2 separate regions of the Homo sapiens genome follow, and region 2 is linked to region 1. The links are chromatin contacts, found by Hi-C in ENCODE. All regions are on one chromosome and are shown on one strand. The core of a region is the stretch at or near the end of the contact, and the rest is flanking DNA. Distances in the headings are between cores, read along the strand shown. Region 1 has its middle 74 kb from the start of HSPA9. Region 2 overlaps SIL1 (SIL1 nucleotide exchange factor).

Region 1 (2,887 bases), core at 71-2,570:
AAACCCTGTCTCTACTAAAAATACAAAAATTATCGAGGCATGGTGCCATATGCCTGTAATCCCAGCTACTTGGGAGGCTGAGGCAGGAGAATCTCCTAAAACCCAGAGGAGGAGGTTGCAGTGAGCCGAGATTGTGCCACTGCATTCCAGCCTGAGTGACAGATCAAAACTCTGTCTCAAAAAAAAAAAAAAAAACCACACACACACACACACACACACAGAAAGAAAGAAATTTTTCTTTCTTCCTTTTTTTTTTTTTCTTTTTTAGGAGACAGAGTTGCCCCGGCTGGAGTGCAGTCGTGCGAAGCTGGCTCCCTGAAGCCTCAACTGCAGGTGTGTTATGTGTCCACCATTTACTGATCACCCCATCTGAAGACGGTCCCCCGGCCCTGACCTATTACTTTCTATCTTAGCGCCCTGTTTGTTATGGTACTAGGTATAATTCATATTATTCCATATTGTCTTGTGTCTTCATTTTTTGTGGGTTTTCACTCCTGGAGTGGAAGCTCTGTGAAGGCAGGGGCCACATTGCCTGGTCAACACTGTATTCCAGTTACTTAGCATCAAGCTTCACACATCATGGTGTTAGTTAAATACTCTTTGAATGAACTGAATGCATGGAGCCGGGGTGGGGTGGCTGCCAAAGAGAAGGTCTTCAAAGCTGAGGCTGACTCTGCCTGCTCCCCTGTGGCAGCCCCATCTGCAGACAGCAGCTGGGCAGATTCCTCCTTCCCTAGGAGACCAGGCTTATGACCCCGGGGGAATTGAGAGGCCTCTCCAGACCTTGGCCTCCTTCCTCTCCCTTGGGAAAACTCCAGTTGTGACCCCTCCTAGCTGTCCCCGGAGCTGCCTTCTGAGGACCAGGGGTTAATGGTCAGTGTTTATCACCTCCCACTCCCTGACAAGATCCCCAGGTCACTGGAAAGCTTGGCCCAGCCCAAACTGATACCTTGCATGGGCCAGGGACTCAATCTGGGGACAGCAAAGAGGGACTGAGGAGGAAGCTCCTCCACGCATTATAATATCCATGAAGTGAATGCAAATGAACTGAAAGCACCTTTTGAATAAGCAGCTTTTACTGAGGGAGCTGCTCTAATCCCTAAATGGCTTTGCTGACAGGGAGGAGCTTCCCAGTGGTGGAAGGGGTGGGAAATGGGGACACACTGTCAGGAACCGGCTCTGCAGCGCCCTTGTCCCTGCACTTTTAGATTCCGGACACGCTTCTTGTGGCTAATGGAACTCGGAGATCTCTAACCTTGGCCTCCATATTCCACTCCCTGCCCCCGCCCCCAGAGTCTGCGGAGCCCAGCTTCTGTGTTTCCAGGAGGCTGAGGCTGCTGGGTGCTGGGTCTCAGTGTCGAGTGATTCTCTGGGACTGGAAGCAGCTGAGTGTGCCTCCAGTGATGTAGCCCTGTGGGCTCTCTGGTGACCATGTGAGACATCCCTGGGCCTGTGTGTAAAGGTGTGTGGCCGTGTGCACCAGTGGGTTTGTGTCCATTTACACACCTCCTGGAAACAAGTGTCATTGTGTTTGTGCCTCTGTCTGTCCCCACCCCCACATCTCCATCCATCTGTATTCCTCCCCAGGTTAGCGGGGGCTGGCCTCAGCTGGGGAATCATGCTTTTTCAAGGACTAATGACTTTTATCAGAATGATAATGAACTGATGACACAGGGAGGCCCTGGGCTCTGGAGAGAAGCCAGAGAAGGAGCAGTTGGGGACAGAGAGGAGGCTGGTAGGGTTGGGAGGCTAGAGGACTATGCCTCCCAGAAAGGCCAGCCAGCTCCATTCCTCTTTCAGTGGGGGAAGGAGACAGGGACAGAGGAAACCCAGGGGATGTTGGAAACACATTCTCCATTTCCCTTCCCTGTCCCGCCTGCCTCTTCCTGAACCTTCCATTCCCTGCTTTGCTATTCTTCTCGCCCTCCCAGAGGACTCCCCTTGACTACGGGGCTGTGAGGCTAAAGCTGGCTATTCCCCTCTCCCAGTCTCCTTCACTCTAGCCCTTACTCAAAGCCAGGTCCTGCCCAGAGATGGAGAGGGGAGCTGCTCCTAGAATTCTGAGTGGGCAGAGACACATAGGTGGCCTGAGCAGGTCTTAGAGGACCAGAAACTTGAAAGCTGCCCCTTGGGCATGAAGCTTGTCAAGGCTAATTGGCCTCAATATTCTTTCATAATGAGTGTAGGGCCAGGTGAGTTGTCAGTGGGGAAAGGAGAGGAGAATTCAGAAGCTCACAGAACATCCACACCAGGGACTTGGGAGATCACAAAACCAGGAACTGTTCTCATTGGTCAGAGAAGATAAGTGATACCAATCTCCCAAAGGTTTCGGAGAGATTTCAGGCAGAGTCTGCAGCATGCAGGGGCTCCCTCACTGGAAAAGCTCCTTCACCTGCTGCAGAGAGGCAGCCACGTCTCCCCAAGCCGGAGCACTCTGGCCTCTAGCACAGCCTGGCATGCAGTGAATACTCAATAAACATCAGCTGTTGTGGATATTAGCATAATCTTCTGGTGGAAAGTCTCTGAGGGTGGTCCCTGCAGAGAGGGGTAAGCTTCTAGGACCCTGGGATTCACAAGGAACGGGGACAGTGCAAGGCAGGCATGGTACCAAGAGACCCAGCTTAAAGACCAAGGAGGCAGGCATGCCGGCCCCCACTGTGGCCTCTCCTTCTCCTGCCCCAGTCTTTCAGGGTCATCCTCCCTCTGGGGCCTGCAGGGAGTCCTCCCTCTGTCCCAGGCAGGCCCAGTGACCTTTTGCTCAAGTCTGCAAATATATTCTTGTCTAGTCTTGGAAATGAAATTGTGCTCAACATTTGTATAGGGCTTTTCCATTGCCCAGCCCTTTACAGACATTAGCTAATTAAATGGAGGAGGGATAGAGAGGAGC
Region 2 (3,039 bases), core at 353-2,852, 440 kb before region 1:
CACACAGTGTGTTGTAGATACAGAGTTGAAAGGATTTAAAAGTACCTTAGAAAAATGTAATGGGTAAGGGATTGAAAGAGTTTTGAAGACCTCCATTAACCATCACGGAGAAGAACCAATCTCTTCTATCCTCAGCGCAATGGCCAGGGTATGGAGATTGTGTCAGGTTATTACCTTTTCACACACACGGACTGGGTTAGTGTGGGAAGAGAGATGGAGCTAACTGCGCTCTGAAGGATTGTGGACGGCACCTGTTCAATAACACCTGTCTCCCTGTGTTAGAACTTGATTTATCTCTGTCTTAGTACATTTTATGCTGCTGTAACAGAATAATTGAGACTGGGTAATTTCTAAAGAGCATAGATTTATTTCTTACAATTCTAGAGACTGGGATATCCAAGTTTGAGGAGCTGCATCTGTTGTGGGCCTAGTTGCTGTGGCATACGTGGCCAAAGGCATCATGTGGTGACAGAGCAGGTGCTGGAGAGAGAGCAGAATGGGGCTGAACTTGCCTTTTGTGGGGGGGAACAAAAGAGACGGAGTGTTGCTATGTTGCCTGGGCTGGACTCCTGGGCTCAAGCAAGTCCTCGCGTTTCAGCCTTCCATGTAGTTGGGAAGCTAGGACTATAGGGGCACACCACTGCACCCAGCTGGACTTGCTTTTTTAATAAACTACTCTTGCGAAAACTTACCCACTCCTGTGATAGTGACATTAATCATTCATGAGGGCAAAGCCCTCATGACCTAATCACCTCTTTCAACATTGTCACATTCAGGATTAAGTTTCCAACACATGAACTTTGGAGGCCACATTTAAACCATAGCAACCTCATAATATATTTTAAAGCTTCCATAGAATATACTTCCCAAAGAATGAAGTCATACTGATTTGAGGCCTGAACAAGGTCATTAGGAGCAACAAAATGTAAGATAAAAGGTATTTCCCTTGTGCCTGGCACTCTCCATCTCCTGTTGTTTTCATGTTCCCGTTGTCTTGAGCCCAAAGATGTAGCGGTTCTGCTTTCTGTTTTTGGTGTGGTGCCCATCATACCTGTGGTGTTCTCTGAACAAAGGCCTGTTCCTGCTGGGCACAAAAATTGGGCTGGGCTTGGGGCTATAGATTTCTTTTGGAGATAAATAAGCAGGGTATCTTGCATCCCCTTCCATTTCGCCTGTCTCAAGGAAGAGGCCAAGGGTCCCCTCTTTTTGCAAGTAAAACAGAATGTACTTTCTTAAAACGATTTAAATATCACAGTTGGGTTCAATTTATCTACAGAAATAGACTTATATAAAAGGAAAACTTACAAAGGAGAAATTTCTACCAAATAATGGGCTCCCTTTTTGTTAAAATTTTTTTCCTACCTTTTTCAAGGTCATCCAGTTTAAAGTCTGAGTGTCCAAGAAAGAAGGGAGGGGAGGCCTAGAGGGAGAAGGGAAAGTAGAAGAAACAGAAGTACTTATAGATTCTTTAGGGTAAATCTGAAGTCTTAGTGATCATATGCTTTTTATCAGTACCAGCGATGCAGCCTGCCAGGGGTTTCCCCTCCTTGACCTTTTTCTTCACCTCCTGCTCCCATACTCCCGTTGGATGGTCAGGCAAGGAGGGCTGGCCTCAAGAACCTCAGCTATTCTAAGTCCTTAGCTCTGCCTGTCTGCTGTTTCAGCCAAACTAGATGGCCTAAGATCTCACACAGTCCACTTACTCCCATTTCCAGCCTTGGTGTGAACCCTTTCCCCCATCTGCAGGGCTGTATTGCAAATTACAGCTGTGAAACAAATTGCCACCAACTTAGTGGCTTCAAACACCGTCTCATTTATTATTTCATAGTTGATGTAGGTCAGAAATCTAGGTCCTGGTTAGCCGAGTCTTCTGTTCAGGGTCTCACAGCCTGAAACCAGGGTGTTGGCCAGCCTGTGTCCCTTTCTGGTGGCTCTGGAAAAGAATCTACTTCCAGGCTCATCCAGGTTATTGCCAACATATCTTTGCAGTCACTTCCTAGAAGTCAGACTTCTGGGTCAGAGGGTAAATGCAGTTATAATTTTATTAGATGTTGTCAAATTCCCCTTTATAGGGGCTGTATATGCAAATTTCATTTCCCTAGTCTCGCCTGCAAAGTACTTACAACCTAATAGGTGGAAAGCAGTTTTCTACTGTAGTTTTATTTTATCTTTGTCATGTGATGAGCAAAGTTGAACATCTTTTCATAGAGTCAAATAGCATTGTATTTCTTTTTCTGTGACCTGCCTGTTTATATCTGTAGTCTTTTTTTTCTATTGTGTTTTTGGTCTTTTTCTCCTTATTTTTTAAAAGTTTTTTATATATTGGGGATATTAACACTCTATGATATTAAATTGCAGATACTTTACCTAGTTTGACATTTGTCTTTTTTGCTTATGATATTTTTCCATGCATTTTTATTTTTTATAAAACTTTTTATTTTTGCATAATCAAATTAATATTTTTGTGATTTCTTTTGGATTTTGAATTATAATTAGGAAAGTTATTTACTTTCAACAAGTTGTTGCCACCAACTTATAATTAGGAAAGTTATTATTTACTACTCCCAGATTATAGAGTAGTTGACCTATGCTTTCTTTTGGTACTTATATGTTTTCATTTTGTATATTTAAAGATTTAATTTGTTTGGAATTTATCTTGACATGTAGGCATAAGACATGGGGTTAATTTTTACCTTTTTCAGTATGTCTGTTGAGTTATCCCAACACTGCTTATTAAAAAGTTTGACTTGGCCAGGTGCAGTGGCTCACTCCTGTTACAATCCCGGCCCTTTGGGAGGCTGAGGTGGGCAGATGGATTGAAGCCAGGTATTTGAGACCAGTCTGGGCAACAGAGAGAGATCCTGTCTCTACAAAAAAGAAAAAAAATTAGCCAGGTGTAGTGGTGCGTGCCTGTAGTCCTAGCTACTCCAGAAGCTGAGGTGGGAGAATCGCTTGGGCCCAAGAGTTTGAGGTTGCAGTGATCATACTACTGCACTCCAGCCTGGCCGACAGAGCGAGACCCTGTCTAAAAAAGAAAGT

Evidence for each region. A loop is a pair of places that touch in the nucleus more often than their neighbours do. Pooled maps may share reads with other maps.
Region 2: a pooled map shows a loop between it and region 1 (3-fold over the local background). The contact joins two enhancer-like sites. A Hi-C loop is called at or near these places in 1 of 37 single-sample maps with no recorded cell type and 6 of 50 pooled maps.

The regions. Positions count from the first base shown.
Region 1 is chr5:138,647,794-138,650,680 of GRCh38, reverse strand. No RefSeq gene overlaps it. Among named protein-coding and RNA genes, the nearest start is that of HSPA9, 74 kb to the right of the region's middle. RefSeq lists an enhancer at 1-189. Within about 2 kb of position 1,320, at least 2 of the 41 ENCODE cell types and tissues checked have a DNase peak (open chromatin) inside an H3K27ac peak, as active enhancers do.
Region 2 is chr5:139,090,619-139,093,657 of GRCh38, reverse strand. The region is part of intron 3 of SIL1 (SIL1 nucleotide exchange factor); the gene reads left to right. Among named protein-coding and RNA genes, the nearest start is that of SIL1, 110 kb to the left of the region's middle. Within about 2 kb of position 1,602, at least 4 of the 41 ENCODE cell types and tissues checked have a DNase peak (open chromatin) inside an H3K27ac peak, as active enhancers do.